2 separate regions of the Mus musculus genome follow, and region 1 is linked to region 2. The links are chromatin loops, found by intact Hi-C in ENCODE. Cell type or tissue: heart. All regions are shown on one strand.

Evidence for each region. A loop is a pair of places that touch in the nucleus more often than their neighbours do. Peaks named below come from ENCODE experiments on the same cell type or tissue, not always from the same donor. Only the 100,000 strongest peaks of a DNase experiment are listed, where the experiment ranks them.
Region 1: a loop joins it to region 2, with 10 times the contacts of the local background. A loop is called at or near these places in 2 of 42 quality-filtered maps.

The regions. Positions count from the first base shown.
Region 1 is chr9:98,559,393-98,567,392 of GRCm38, forward strand. Copb2 (coatomer protein complex, subunit beta 2 (beta prime)) reads left to right here and starts at 4,339. Exons shown (of 22, transcript NM_015827.2): 1 at 4,339-4,431. The coding sequence starts at 4,429. It overlaps 4930579K19Rik (RIKEN cDNA 4930579K19 gene), which reads right to left and starts at 4,219. Exons shown (of 1, transcript NR_029444.1): 1 at 3,068-4,219. In heart, a CTCF peak has its summit at 4,150; a DNase peak (open chromatin) is centred at 4,209; H3K4me3 peaks cover 2,214 bases; H3K27ac peaks cover 1,457 bases; H3K27me3 peaks cover 190 bases.
Region 2 is chr9:98,292,206-98,300,205 of GRCm38, forward strand. It overlaps Nmnat3 (nicotinamide nucleotide adenylyltransferase 3), which reads left to right and starts at 4,365. Exons shown (of 5, transcript NM_144533.3): 1 at 4,365-4,775. Gm46126 (a long non-coding RNA gene) reads right to left here and starts at 7,449. Exons shown (of 2, transcript XR_001779264.2): 1 at 5,881-7,449; 2 at 4,992-5,174. It also overlaps the pseudogene Gm28530. In heart, no CTCF peak of the experiment used is centred here; DNase peaks (open chromatin) are centred at 4,616 and 5,336; H3K4me3 peaks cover 1,977 bases; H3K27ac peaks cover 3,290 bases; H3K27me3 peaks cover 562 bases.

The sequences.
Region 1 (8,000 bases), 270 kb after region 2:
AGGCTTGCCGGCAATATCAGTACCCAGGAAGCTGGAGCAAGATCAGTAGTTCAAAGCTATCTTCAGCTGCATACCACATTCATAAAGCAACCTGGGCTACAGATCCATGTCTCAACAAAACCCAAAACCTTTTGCAGCCAAGATTCTGTAAGTGCTAAGCAACCATATCTCTATTCTTGGGAGACAGCTCAGTGGTTCTCCAATTCACTTTGGTCTGATGATGGATAGTAATGTGACCATGTGGTCAAAACTTTCACTTCTAGTCACTTTAAGCAGAAATTCGGGTAACGATGTTTAATATTTCCTTCAATAGGAAAAGCAACTGGTGTGCAGTAATGAATTGATGAAGAAGCTCGAAGATGACTTAACATCCTTCCACAACTCCCCAGAGCCTGCAGGATAAAGTCCAAACTCCTTAAACTGACAATCACACATCAGCAGAAGCTGAGCCTCATCCATCTTTCTAGCACCATTTCACAGTCCTTCTCCTTACCCCTGGCCCATGCATGCTAATCTAGTCTTAGTTCTGTGAGAGAATCAATGTTTTTGCAGCCACCTTCCACTCAAGACTACAAAGGGCACTCCATTCAGAGTATTACAATTTATATAAACTACGCCCTCCATGTATAAAGAGTCAACCCATATTCTGTGTTACTCTTCAAGCTGACATTTGTCTTTTTATCACCAATCTCTGAGCAAACAGTACCCACCACTCCCTTTACTGCCATGCTGTCACTTAAAGCCTTTACAACCTTGCTTCTCTTAGCACTGCTCAACCAAACACTATGTTTTGTGTTTTTAAATTAAAACCCCTTAAGATAAGCATATGATTTTAAAAGCCCTCAGCATCACAACAGATTTTGCAAATACTAATTTTCCTTAGATTCTCTGAAGCCATCAAGACTGCAGCCTCCCTCCTTCCTGAGTTCTCTTCCTTCTGTATATCCAGTCTTCTGACATCCCTCAGTGTGCAACCCCCACACCCCACCCTGACTCCCTCTCTCTCTCTCCCTGTCCCCTGTCCTAGTCTTTCTCCAATTGGCTTTTCACTTGACCCACTGTCACTCAGGGATTCCATATATTCCCCTAGTTAGAAATTTAGAGTTAATTTGATTCAAAATAGCGTTAAAATGATTCCTTCTCTGTCAGCTCTACAAACTCCATCTTTGTGTATCTAGTTTATTCTAGCTTCTTGGACAGAGTGGAAGATGGATGAGAAAGTACAAAGGCATTGGGGAAACTAGATACGATTTCAGTATGACTGAACCACAAATATCAAGTTTGTCTTTCATCTTGAGAAATGTGACATAGAGCATACCATGTACATCCCATTTGGGTCTCAGTTAAAGACAAAATAACACAAGTCTTTTAGATTTACCATATGAATCCCAATGGTGAGTTCTTGTGCACACTCAATAACCTTTAGTACTGTTACTTTCACACCTGCCCCATATTTTTATAATCTATTTCTCCCAATTCATTTCTTCAATTGTGTCATATACCTCAGCAAAGGCACATACGTGAACGAGTTAGTTGTCTGGCACAGTGGTCTCCAATAGTTTACCGTATCAATGCCCCAATCCTCCCTATTTATAAATGTTCAGGTTCCAATCCCAGTCCCTTCTTCCTTCTCCCTCACTGCTTCCAAATGAATACTCTTTTCCACGCAAATGTGAAACATTCTGATCTGTAAAACATACCTTACCCTCTACGACTTGAGATCTGACTCGAAGTCTGTGTACTGAGGCTTGTTATCCTCTAACTAAGCTGGGCATTTTCTTCTGTTCTTGCTTTTCCCTAAGGTTAGTCATATTCTGCCCAGTATGCAATGTTTCCTGCCTAACTGATCTTTCCTCCTTATAGACTGTAGCCCTTCCAGGGGAGCAGCTAGCTGCTTCTTCATGCTATTTCTCTGCTAAGCTGATATATATGTATTCAACAACAACAAAAACAAACAAAACATCGTTTCCTTGAAGAATTTTCATTGTCGCAGCCTCTTAGAAGGAAGTGGAAATATGATGTGGACTAGTTAACTTTTTGTTAACTTGTCACAAGTTCAAGTCATCTGGGAATCTCAGTGGAGACAATCCCTCTATCAGACTGGCCTGGAGGCAAGTCTGGGTGTCTTTTCTTAATGATTGACATGTGTGGGCCCAGCCCACTGTTGGCTGTGCCACCCTGGGAACCCAGCAAACCATGGAGAACAAGCCAGAAAGCAGCACTTCTCTGTGGACTCTGCTCCTACTCTTCCCTCCCAGGTTCAAGCCTGGTCCTGTCTGCAGCTCCTGCCTTAGCTTTCCTCAGTTACCGACTGCATCTTCTAGGGTAAAAGAAAGCCTTTCCTCCCAGGCTGGTTTTGCTCAGTGTTTTATCACAGCCACTGAAGTCAAACTAGAACAGATGGGGGTGGGGCTGGGGTGTACACACGGTACTGCTAAATCGATGCTGGAAGGGATGCCCACTTGGGATGAAGCAGCCGTCCTAGAGATTGACCAGCTAAGACTTTAAGCTTGTTATCAATAGCAATCAACCCCTTGGGAAACCCTCTACCAATTTGCTAAGCTTGACCATAGTTCTTTTCTTCCCCAGAGCTATTTTCCCAACCTTCCACATGCCTCTAAGCCAGAGTAAACAAGAGATTTTGTTTTAAGCCCACAATTGAACACTTAAGAGTTATGTGTGTGTGTGTTTATGTATTTGATTATTTTCTTGAAATTTCTTACAATTAAAACCCAAGTCCAGAGTTTTAGAGGTATTCTCTTAAGATAGTACCTAGCATAACTTTTCATATAGCCGAAATTCAGTACATAAGTTTTAAAAGATTAAAAGAGAGAGAGAGAGTCTTGCAGAAACTGGTATTGAACTCGCAGATCTTCAAGGTTTGTGGTTACATGGGTACGCTATGGCCTGGCTAAGAGCTGATCATAGTCACTATTGCAGAACTTGATGTTGCTGACCTGCAGCAGCAAAAGATGGAGACACAAAATGAGCACGGCAGGTGGGGGCTTAACTCTCCAGCAGGTAAACTACAGGTGTTATATAGATTTAAGTATTATCAACAGGTTCTGTGGAATGGAGATGTTATTTTATTTTATATTTATTGATACTGTGTCAAATTAAAAATGCAAAGAGAATTAAGGAATCAAAAATAATAGAAGCCCAGCTATTCTCCACACTAGATATAGTTCACATTTTAAAAAGTTTCAACTAATTCTTGCAATTGGTTGCGCTACAGTATGCGATTATGTGATTATTCATGTCAATTATGTAAAAATCTCATTACTGAGAGAAAATTTGTTTTTACTGACAGAATAGTAAAAATGGATCTTTGAAAACTATCTGACTTTTTGTATATGAAAAACTGAGGCCTATAAATCTCCCAAGAGCCAGGCACTACCTAATGAAAACTCACCCTTACTTCTCTCAGGCTATACAATTCCTTTCTGGAAACCTAGGCTTTTCTCCAACTAGAGGTTTATAAGGAGCTAAGGGCAACTTCCATTTGTTTCATAGCATTATCTTTTTAAAAGGTGTGTGAAATCGATACACAATGTATTTGCACTTTTCCTGGCAATCATTTTTTTGAAATTCAACTAATTTATTAAAGAGCTATTTTGGCATAGCAGATAGAGCACTGGGCTTCCAGGGCGTATTCTCCCCTGAGCCCAGATCTTAACAACACTACTTACTATGCCATCTTGGCCAGTAAACCTGAGTTCTTTGAGTCTTACATTTCCAATCAATAAAACGGAGACGACTCCTACGTGATGTGGCAGTACCACCAACTGAAGGTACATAGCCAAACAAACGACCCGGTGGATGCTCTTTGAAGGGTAATCACCCGACTGCCTCCGGGAGCCTCCAGAACCAAGATCTCAGGGCTCCTCGGAGCCTCAAAGGCGGGAGCCGCGCCCACATCTTTTCCGCCTCGGTCGGTTTCACCCAAGACCCAGACACCGCTCTGGGCCCCGTTCCGGAGCCCGCTGGAGTACACAGTTTTAGAGCTTTCTTTTCTCTGCCAGAGGCTCACGCTGTTCGGATAGCGCTTCCGGGCCCCTCCACTGCTGCCGACGTTCAGCAGGAATCCAGCACTGCGCTCCATCTTCTTGCCTTTCTGAAACTGACCGAAGGTGAGCAGCCCAGACCGCCGCTAGTCACCGCCCAACTCTGGCCACAGCAATACACTCCATCAGCCAGCTCAGCAGCGGGAGACGCGGAAGTCCGCGTTACCTAGGAAACTGGGGCGGGACCATGCACGGACCGCCTTACGGAGGGTGTGCGCAGGCGCAGAGCCTGGCTCCGAGTACCGCGAGAGTCGCTTCCCGGAAGTTCCACGTCAGTGGGTTGGCCGGTCCACGGGTCGGTGGGTTCCTGAGTGTGTCGCCTTGAGCCTGTGACGGGCAGGGGCTCGCTCGGACAGTCGGAGCCATGGTAAGTCGGGCCTCAGGGGACAGAGAGTGGAGCCCACCGGCTGCGGCGGGTTCCCGGGGCTTCTTGGCTAGGAGCAGTAGCTAGAAGCGGTCTGCGCTGCTACTGCTGCGGCCTGACGGGGTCCTCCTGTCCCGTTGGCGTCCTGGGAGGAAGAAGGCCAGACCGGGAGGCTGCCGTGGTGACACAGTAGTGTAACTGGGTACCCGCGAAGGAGCGGCGCCCCCGACTCTCAGGGCGGTCAGGGCGCCTGTCAGTGCCCTTGCAGTCTGCACCGGGTCCGGTAGTGCAAGTAAATGCTAGAGTCAGGACTCGGATGCCAAAGGCAACTTTGACCAAGTCACTTTATTCTGTCATTGAGGGTGGTGCTTGCTAACCCACCTTCCAGGTTGCGTGAGGTGTTTGGTAGTGTGCAGGCACCACATTGCAAACTTAAGCAGAGGAAAACCAGAACTAAACAAAGTTAAATGTATATGGAGCCAGAGGTGAAATTTCAAATGCTATGGCAGCCCAGCTCGTCGTTTTCTAGTTGATGTTGATTGGGCCTTCTGTGCACACAGAGGATGACCTTTTTGGGGAAGGCCCTGAGATCTGCCTAACTTAGTTTTGAGACATATTTTTAATAGTCAATTAAAAATTGACTTTCCTTCTTCAATGTTTGTGAGTTCCATACCCACACATTGAACCAGCTTTCGGTGGAAGACATTTGAGGAAAACTGTTGTGTGAACATGTGCTGTCATAGTATACAACGACTCTTTACAACTTTGACCCCTGTATCGGTGTTCTAACTAATCTAGAGATGACCAGGAGTGATGGGTAAATTATAAGCACTTAAATAACTGAACGTGAGCGTTTTGATTTGGTGGAGGATACTGGAACCATGTGCAGAGATACTAAAAGATGGCTGTATTTTAAGTCTCGAGTAAAAAGTACAAAACATGACTTTATTTATTTGCTCACTCACCATAGGAGCATTTCACTGTCCTGCATTTTGCTAAACATTTACCAGCTGATTGTCACCGCAGCCTGTGGATAATTATGAGTAATGTTTATGGTGGTTACTATAAGCCGTGCTCTGCTCTAACTGAACTCTGATTTTAATTCTCAGAATGCTAAGAGAGATATTATTATTATCCCTGTTATACAAGTCAAACCTTGGGTGTTAATTAAACTTACTACCATGTGTCTGACATGAGCGCTGCAGCTGAGGCTTCTAGCAAGACTGTGGACCTCATCTATACTACCTGTTCCTCCCGTATTCCCAAATACATATGGTGTGGAGAGAAGGAGCTGGATAAGCACTGAGCCTGCCCTTCAGAAATAAACCACTCCACAAGCAAGAAGAGCTGTGTACGTGGATGGGGAAGAATCCTCTGGCTAGGCTAATCAGAAAGGGCATAATGGTGGCAGTGGCATTTAAACTAAGTCTGGAGTTGAGGATGCAGTGTGAGTAGTTTAATCGTCTAAGACCTGGTATGATATCTTTAAAACACTCATGACTGGGATGGTAAGTATGACTCCAGGAGCGCTTGCCTGCAGTAATGCACATTTTAAAATGGGTGTCTTTACTTTGGGGTATGTGCAGCTATATACTAGGTAGTTCAGAGATCCCTAGCCATTTTGAAAAATCAATTTGAAAACCTTGTTAGGATTATCCTAACAATCCTATTTTACACACACATACACACACCACACACTTACACATACTTACTTGGATGTGGGGGCTTATGTTATGTTGAAGATCCCACTATGGCTCCTGGCATAACATACTTCCTGCTTGTTGTTGACTCAAAGATGAGAGGGAGAAGTTAAATTTTGTGACAGTAATTAGTGGGGCAAACATTTAGAAATCATCGAAAAGGTTTGCTCCCCTGAGATTAGCTTGTGATTTAAAGATGGTGGCTTGAGTATGTTAGAGATGGGCAGGGCTGCATGACAGTGGAGGTGTTCTCACGAGAACTGACTAGTTAGAGCACGGGCCTAAAGCTGGTTTTGGAAGTGAAGAGCAAACAATGAAGAACAGTTAGAAGTACATGTGTCAAACAGACACACAGAGAGAGGAGACTGAGAGCCTTGTTAGGTGTCTGTTTCAGGGCATTCCCTCTGCCGGGTCCTCAGTTTTGTGCTGAGAAGCAAACCTTCGCTTTCTGTTGAATTCATGACTGTTAGGGAACAGCACAGAGGCACCAGCACAGTAACTCATCCTGGCAGTAAGGTCCAGGTTGTGCGCTAGGCTTATGGAAGGGGAAGTGCATTTTAAACGAGCCTACAAGAAAGAGTGGAAGAAGAGAGAGTGTTCCAGGACTTCACTGTGGAATGAACTAACTTTTCTTCTGGAATGGCTTCCCTGGGAGAGACGGAACACAGTCGCTTGCTCAAATCATTTTCTGTTCTGTGGTTCAGAACTGTTCATAGCTGTGGTCTGACTGGAGAAGGACAGTTTTAAACTGTTACTATTTTATGGCTTAAATTTGTTTAAAATTGTTCTGTTTTTCAGTATGTATCTGTAAATTCAAAAGGCCTTTATGAACAGGAGTAAACCCTTTTTGATCAGACATTACTTGCCTACAGTTTAAATGCCCTCCCCATCTGATTATTTTTAAAGAGCTCATTTAATGTTATGGTCTAGGATTACTACAGCTTCATAAATGATATACCTTCACAACATTGTCTGCTACAACACTAATGCATGGACATGAAATTGTGATTTAGCTGATGTTCTAAATTTATTTACCTATCTATAAACTGGGGGTTTCAGAAGTGTCTTCTGAAGTTCCTTGGAGGTCTCTTACTGTTTGAGGAAGTCAACAGATGAGAAGTTTTACCAACAGTAAGATGTGTTGCCCTTCCCGCTAGGTTTATATTTGCACTGGTGAAAGGTGACCATGTTGGTGCACTAATGGCAGAATGTGCTGGTGACACCTTCTTGTTGAGACACACTTGCCTTGGAGCTCACGCTGACTTTGAACTCACAGTCCTCTTTTTTAGAGGCCACAGTGCTGAGATTACAGGAGTTCACCACCACATCCGACCTGATAACATGTTCTGATTGTCAGACACTTATTTGTAAGAAGCAAGGTTTTCAGTGAGAGTGCCATGGGTGAAACAGTAAAATGTTATTAATGCTGTCAATCTCAACACCTCAGGAGGCATCTTCTAAAGATTCTGTATTAGTATTACAAATGAGGATGTGTAAAATACTTGTAAAGTAACATGTGGCTGATGGAAAAGGCACTTTAATATAGATAAAGTTTCATGCAAGCTTTACTTGAAATGATGGCTCAGAACTACTTATTCAAATGTATTTAGCAGACATAGCTTGATAACTGAAAGACATTAGCTGGTCCCTGACCATGTTTGTTACTGATGATAGAATTCTAGCCTTCAAATGTAAATTTGAATTTTTGAAACTGAATTTCATGTATTTCTGATATTCAAAGACTTGTCAGTTAAAGTAGGAAGTGGTATTAATAAATGTGACTTTTGACTAAGGGTAATAAAATTTGTTATTTGTGTGGATCTGTGTAACTCAGTGAACCATCCTGTCCCAAATGATCAATGTATTCTGTTA
Region 2 (8,000 bases):
TTTTCCTGCCTTAATTTGCACTCCTCCACTTTCAGCTGTGTTTGATGTAAGTCTGTGAATTAGACCCAGGAGACCTGTCTGAGGAAGCACGTGCTGTCCAAGGGAGGGTCTCCTCCTCCATTGGCTCACATCTGCCTTACAAAAAGCTCAGATTGCAGGGGAGACACACTGTAAACTCAAGAGTCTGCACCTTCAAGGAAAAATTAGTTGTTAGAACAGCAAAGTGGCCTCCGTCTGGCCTTCTGTTCTAGAAACAGCTCATTGCTTAGCTGCATTTAATAATCCATGAAACACTTCTATTAGCTTTGGTGTGGATTGTGTGAGTGCAGGAGTTAAAACAAAGTGAGGGGCAGAAATAGGAAACATGCAAAAAAATAAAAAAAAAAGGAAAAGAAGTGATATCTTCAATATTTGATCAAGGCCTCTATGTTCAGGTAACCAGTTACCAGCATAGGCTCGCCAACACCAACAGAAGCCGTGGAATACCACGTTGAATTATTCAGGTGACCAGGGGAACCTGTTTCTTCTTTTTACGACTTTTAAATGAGTATGCAGCTTTTCAAGCTAACCTTTACTTAAATATTTAGCACAGAAACTGAGGTCAAATATAAAATAGGAAAAAAGAAATCTCACTCAAAAACTCCAGCTGTAATTATGAATCAGATTATGGGATGCAGCTCAGCCTCTTCGTCTCCCCCTTCCTGTGCTCCAACAATTTCTTCTAGTGTGGGAAGAGCTCGGTCTCCGCCAGTTGGAAGTCTGAATTTTAGAATGACTTTTAGGTTTGTGTTTATCCACAATATTCCTGTCATTCACCCAATTCAATCCTTTATTTGTACATTTGTTTAACACATGATTTTTGAATATTTGCTTTGTCCCAGGCACTTGCCTAGGTGTGGGACTATATCAGGAAGAGTCGGCCTCTCCTGACTGTGTTAGTATACATTGAGAGAGACAGGTTAAAATGTAGAAATGTACCTCAAAGGCCGGTTGAAAATACTATGAAAGCGGTGGTGTATGGGAGTGATTCCTTGGGGGCAGCCTGGCTGACTGAAAAGCTAAGGAGTTGGGCAGGTGGCCTTGAGAGTAGGTGGAGCATATCCCTGGGTGGGCGAGAAGTACCGTGCAGGCTCTGATGCACACAGCCGGTGCACCTGTATCACGTTCTCCTCTCCTTCTGTGACTACCCGCCTGACCCAAACAATTTAAGGGAGAAAGGATCTACTTTGGCTTGCGGTTCAGAGGGAAGAGGCCACTGTGCGTACACTGGGGAAGGCATGGTGGCTGAAGCAGAGTGTGCTGGGGGCTTGTGCTATGACTTGTTATTGCTTGCCAGATCAAGAAAACAGGGAGGATCAGAAGCTGGGTGCTATGACAGTCAATGCCTGCTCCTTGTGGAGTGGCCTATGTCAACCAGCTAAGCACTGTGTTCCAATACCAAATGTGCACAAAGTCAGGATCAAGTGCCCAAAACACTAGCACTTGGAAGACATTTTGCATTAAAACTACAACAGTGTCCCAAGAAAGAGCAGCAAAACCAAGGAGAGTAAAGATTAGGAAGGGTCACTGCATGGTGTAATTTATGAGAGCCTTGGGGGCATTTTTATGCCTATGCAGGCCATGGGAGAGACTTAGGATTTTAGCCTAATTGTGATGTAAGCCAGCCAGGCTTCTGTATGGTGTAGATTGATTCCAAGTTTAAAAGGCCCATCATTCTTGCTCAACATAGAGGCTTTCTAGTGGAGGCTGGCTTCAGTAGCCATAAAAGAAAGACTTGCCACCAATGCTGTCTGCTCTTTGGTTGTAAGAGAGCACCCGCCTTCTGAAGCACTTGCAGTGGTTGAAAGGCCCGCCATCTTTGGTCATTTTAAAAGTCCACCAGTCTCTTTTCACACATCCTATTTTTTTATTCGACCAAAGCTTGCTCTTTCCGAAGGAGAACTTAGAAGTCAAGGTAAGAAAGAATTGCCTCACTAAATGCGGAGGATGGCCAGTCAATCGTCCCATGTGCAGTTCTTCTGAGGACCAGTTCTTCAGAAGGTCCTCAGAACACAGCCTAAGATGACCATTCTCAGCTAGCTATGCATTGATGGCTGTCCAAAGTGCTCCTAGTGAGGGAGACATCCTCAGAACGTGTTAACTGACAGAAGACAGGAGCAGAGAGAGAACGGTTATCCAAATGCTGATCTCATGTTGGTAATGGTAATTTCATGCCTAGAAATCATTTCAGAACTGTTCAAAAAACACAGGCTAATTTGTCAGCTCATTTTTATTCCCTGGGGACTCGCCTCCTGCAGATTTCCCTTGGGCGGGATAATCCCAAGCCATGTTCATGCTTGGCATACTGCTTTGTAGACTATTCCTTCAAGATTATGCTGATTCTCATCACGTGTTACAGGGGAGTGCTGGCTTAACAATGCCTCCTCACTGTGCACTTGCCCTGCCCTCTAAACTATTCTACTTACCTGCAATCTTATACCTTATAAACTTCCACTCAACTGCACGTACCATAGTCTACTTAGGAGAGACTCAAGCACATATTCTCCATCAAATCCTTTCTGTGATGGTATCTCTAGATGTCTTCCTTTAGTGAACAGGGTCATAGAGAAATTAAATGTACCCAGAGGCTCCCATTCTACTTATGATGGAGTAGCCAGCTGTGACGGGGATCCTGTTATTCCCCTTCAGAATAAAAGCAGCTAGGCTTCGGTCCAGCCTGGGTTTCTCAGGCCTGCCTCTCCCCGCTATGTTAGCTAAAGCCTGGCTGTTATATAAGGTTTGTGCTGCCTTCCCAAAGCACACAGTGCTTCTCACCCAGTCTTCTCTTCAGCCAGGCCTCAGTCTTCCATGATGCAGGGTGGAAATCTTCCTCTGAAGGAGAAGTCATTGTTCAGGCTCTCTCTGGCTGGCTGTGTCTAGTCTCTGCCTCCACAGCCCCGGGTCCTGACTCAGAAAGACTTGGCCTTTGGTTAATTTATGAAAGTAAACCAACCTGTAGGAGTGTGTACACTACATATGCTCACAGATGCCTCCAAATTTTGTGACACACCACCTACGCTGCTGGCATCAGTAAGAAACTATCCAAAGGACACTGTACACTTAGCTACTATCGTGCTGCTTGAACCTCCTCCAAAGCCATCGAGGTAGAGGGTTGTTTCTACTGATTACAGGGAAGGAAACTGAAACCTGAGTAGGTAAAGCTGCTTGCTTGGGGTCACTTTATGGAGGTGCATTGTACCCTAAGTTTCCCAGAAGAAACGCAAAGGGCACAGGGTCTACTGCCTGAGTGGGGAGGTATCTTTTCCCTGGTTTCTTAGTGGGGCTACCTGTGTGCCCACATACTGATTAATGGCAAAGGTGTGGCCCTTCCTAAGAGCCTGGGAATATCATGGGAGACTGGGGATAGAAACTGGGTCCAGAGCTAGCTCTCCACCCAGGAGTTGATTTATCACTGTGGCTAGGAGGAGGGGGGAGCTTAAATGTTTAGCATTCACAAGCCTTGACATCACCCTTGATTTTTCCCCCCACCCTGCAACTCACTCCATTAGGATTGACAGGCCACGGTGAAGCTTCTTGTGAGGGCTGGGCAGTTATAGAGGGTTATGGGAGGCTGAGAAACTACTCTGCATTAGCGAGGCAAATTAAGGTTCTAAATTACACAAAGACCTCCGGGAGTAGGTCCTGAATCTCCAAGGATTCGGTTGCAATTTCTTAGTATGAATGAATATACTTGCCAGAAAGTCCTAATTGTATTTTCTTTCTAAAATAGCCCCCATTTTCCCCTCCCCCAAACTGTGCCAGCTTCAGAACCCCATCCCCCCACAACCTTTATCCTCACCAAGGCAGAGCTGGAGAATAGAGGTGTAAATGTGTCAGAAGAGGGAAGCAGGGGCCCAGGAAGAGTAAATCCTCATCTAACATGGCAGAAAGTCAATAGATAAATCAAGAAATCGCTATGTAAGCTCTTTTTCTTTCTTTCTTTCTTTTTTTTTTTTTTTTTTTTTTTTTTTGCGACAAAAAGTGACCATCCAAGGAAGGGACTGATGAAAAAGGGCTCTAGGTAGAGCAGAACAGGAGGGGCTTGTTTCTTTCATTGTAAGTAGCTATTTTATACTTTAAGAACTGTTCATACATTGCTTGATATGGTTTTAATTCAGGCTTTTAAAAACCAGAGTGAAAGTTAGATGAAAGAAACAAACAGAATACAAAACTAAAAAAAAAAGTAAAAAATGAAAACACAGAGCAGAAAGGCCACAGATGACAATCTACTGAGGACCTGAAGAGCGGGGGCGGGGCACGGGGCGTGGTCTTAGGTCGCTGAGGGGGCGGGGCAAAGCTCCGCTCTGTCTCCCGGGAGTTCCGCCCACAGCAGGAAGCTGGGAGCGCAAGGTCAAGTTCACTCGCGGCTCCGCCCCCAGCCTGGGTCAAGACTAGTTAGTCTTAGGGCGATCTGCGGGGTGACCCATCCTGGTCGAGCAGCAGATCCGCGGTCCCTGTTGACTCTGAGCGGAGCCCCGCGACGCGCAGGTAAGCACAGCCAGCGACCTTGGCTGCCTGCTTCGCCCGCGTGGGTGTCCACGAAGCCTTGAGTCCCCGCGTACCTACCAGGCCCACGTGACTCTCGGGGGCGGCGACTCGGGCGCGCGCGCGCACGACAGAGTCAGATGGCTGTGGAGCGCAGAACCACGCTAGCCCCACGGTCACTTTTCTGACCGATTGGCTCGAGCTGACACGGGTTCGGATCCCCCCTGCAGCACGTTTACAGTCAGTTAAAAGTAAGTGTGTGACAATTACAGCGTATTGTTCAGTGTTCTCTTTCTATTGGCCTAAGTGGGGTTCCAGCGATTGTCACGTGTAGCGTGCTGCCCCGCAGAGCACAGACTAGCGAGGAGACCTCCAGCAAAGGCAAACCACACACATTAAAGTATGACAGTTCAAATTAGTAGGAGCTGTGGAGATAATTTTTAAGATAAGTAAATAAAAGCGCAGGGTGCTGGAGAAGTTTTATTACGTTTCCCGTCAGCAAAACCTGCTGGAGCTAAAGCTACCCCGTGAATGACGGAATTCCAGACATAAAGTAAGGCTTGGGAAGGAGGTTCCCTTGGGATCGTCCTGCAGAGAGCTGGTGCCTGCGAGTTCCTGTCCTAGTTAGTCGACGTCAACAAGTGAGTCATCTGGAAAGAGAGAACTTGGAGTTTTTAAATGCCACCATTAGACTAACCTGACCAAAAGGGTGTGGGGGCATTTTCTTGATTACTGATGTATGTAGGAGGGCTCAGCCCACAGTGGGGGATTCCACCACACCCTTTCCCACGTCCCCCACCCCAGTGGTGGTCCTTAGTTGTAATAGGCTGAGCAAGCCTTGGAGAACAAGCCAGGAAGCAGTGGTCCTCCATGGCCTCAGCTTCAGCCCCTGCCTGGATTTCTATCATTAATGGGACTGTGACGTTGGGAGAGCAAGGCAAATAAAGGCTTCCTACCCGAGTTGCTTTTGATCAGGGCATTTGCCTCGGCAGTTTCTTAAGCCACTGTTCTAAGATGGGACTGCTTGTACTACCAGGAAATGGGTTTGTGGGAAGCAGCTGCCAGAGCTGTTCAGACAGCAGCGGGCACAGCAGGGGTGAAGGTATCTCTGCTCCTCAAGACTGAACTTGAGGTGTCTGTCTCAGAGTAAGCTTCCCCCCCCCCCCCCCCCGCCTTAGTACATTCCCCTCTGACAGATGAGTAAACTCTCACAATACAGCCTGTTCTCTAAGTTGAGGACTGGTTTAACCATTTTTTGGAAACACTTGGCTCATGCCTTTCCCTTGACACTAAGGGTTAGGAGAAGCCAGATACAAGACCTGCTCTCCTGGAGCCTGTGCAAGGTTGGCCACTTACCATGCGGACTCTGAGCCTTGTGAGGGAAGCTGCCTTGTTTCCATTTAGCATTTAGGCCAGTGGTTCTCAGCCTTCCTGCTCCTGCAGTCCTTTAATACAGTTCCTCACGTTGTGACCTCGTCATAAAAATTATTTCATTGCCACTTCTGAACTGTAATTCTGCTACTGTTATGAATTATAGTTTAAATATTTGATAGGCAGGATATCTATGTGAGCCCCCAAATGGGGTTGCGACCCACAGGTTGAGAACTGCTGGTCTAGGTACACATTTCCCAGCAAGCACCACCTGATCCCGCCAGCCCCAAGAGGCAGCTCTTCCACTGGCAGCTCTCTCCCCTGAGGCACCGTCTCTGCTGGCCCCTTGCTGAGGACCCCTCAGAACTTGAGACCAGCACAGATTTGAGAGAGTGGCTTCAGGAAACACCTGTCAGCTGCTTGGCATTTACATGTGTGTGTATTTATAATATCTTCTTTATATTTTTAAGGTTATAATATAATTACATCATCCCCCCTTTTCTCCCTTCAAAACCCTCCTGTATATCCCTCCTTGCTCTCTCAAATTCATGCCTCTTTCTTTCTTTATTATTAATACATATATGTGTATTATGTATGTATATATTGTATGGTATACACATGTATAATATATACACATTATATATATATATATATATATATATATATATATATGATATTTATGTGTTAACAACAATTAATGAAAAAAGAGGCTTGGTAAATTTTACACCTTGAATGGGCCTGAGGTCTTCTGTGGTCTTGTCCACACAACTGATATAGATTTAGGATTTGCTCTAAGAGAACAGGGTGGAGAACCAGAGATGAGGAAGCACACTTAGGGGAAGAACCCACATTGTTGGATTGTGGTCAAAGGAGGACTGTTAATAGGACGTTGGAGGGAAAGGAAAAAGAGCAGCCACGATGCAGCCCCTTTGTTCCCCCTCACAGACCGTGGCAGTATGCTAGCCAAGATGGGAAGAGAGGCTTCAGTGTGGTGGCCATAGACCTGTGTCTTCCCAGCTCAGTAACTGCTTGGAAGAGGTCACTTATCCTCAGAGTCCTGAAGGTTGTGTGGACTTAGTAGGTTCCTGGCATCTGGTTCTGCTCTGGAGAAACAGTAATTTCCTCCCCTTTCCTTTTCCAACTCTACTAAACCAAGAATAACAGTGCCTGCTCTAGAGGCCATTGGGCTCTCAGGACCCGGAACACTTGGAGACGTAGCCATCATGTAGGGAGTTACCATGGTACTGGTATTGCCCATTCCCTATCTCAGCAGACACTGATGGAGTGGAGAGGGCGGGTGGGGTGGTGAGGAGCTGGGCAGGGTGATTAGTGGGGGGTGAGTTATCTATGGCCAGGGTTTCCTCCCACAAGCAGCAGCCTCCAAGTGAGAGGCGTGTTCTGCGTGATAGTGGGCCTCTGCACAGTCGCACCGTCAAAAGGCCCAAGAGTCTGAGAAGACAGGGGCCAGAAAAAACACAGAAGAAGAAAAAAGTGGAGAAACTAGTCAAAAGGCCTAAAGTTGCCTCCTGGGCTTGTCTTTAACTCATGACTGAGACCTCATCAGGGAGCTACTGTTGCCCTCTGACCTCTCTTATCTTTATGAATACACTAGTGTGCTTTATGATGATTGCCTGAGACTGGCCTCTTTCACCAGGTAGCCTGGGAGCTGTGGGGCATTGAAACCCCTGCACTGGGCAGCCATGCTCAAAATATACAGACTGATGAATACATGAGCAAGTGAAAATAAACCCCAAAACATTTTGAAGTATGCTCGTGCGTGTGCGTGTGCGTGTGCGTGTGCGTGTGTGCGTGTGTGCGTGTGCGTGTGCGTGTGTGTGTGTGTGTGTGTGTGTGTGTGTGTGTTTTAAGTAGGAATAAGAAAGCAGGGGAAAATAGCTAGCAAGCTTAAGCATTGGCAGAGGACTAAACCCTTTCATACAGAAGGCAGCCTGATGGAACGATAGATAACCCTATGGCTTTCCAATCATATAACATAGCCTATGACTGAAGTCTTAGCATGCGCAAAATGGCAATCATACCCAGCTCATAGTAAGCAAGGTAAGTATGCAGCTGGGGTGTGGGAAAATCCTCAGTCAGCAGTAGCT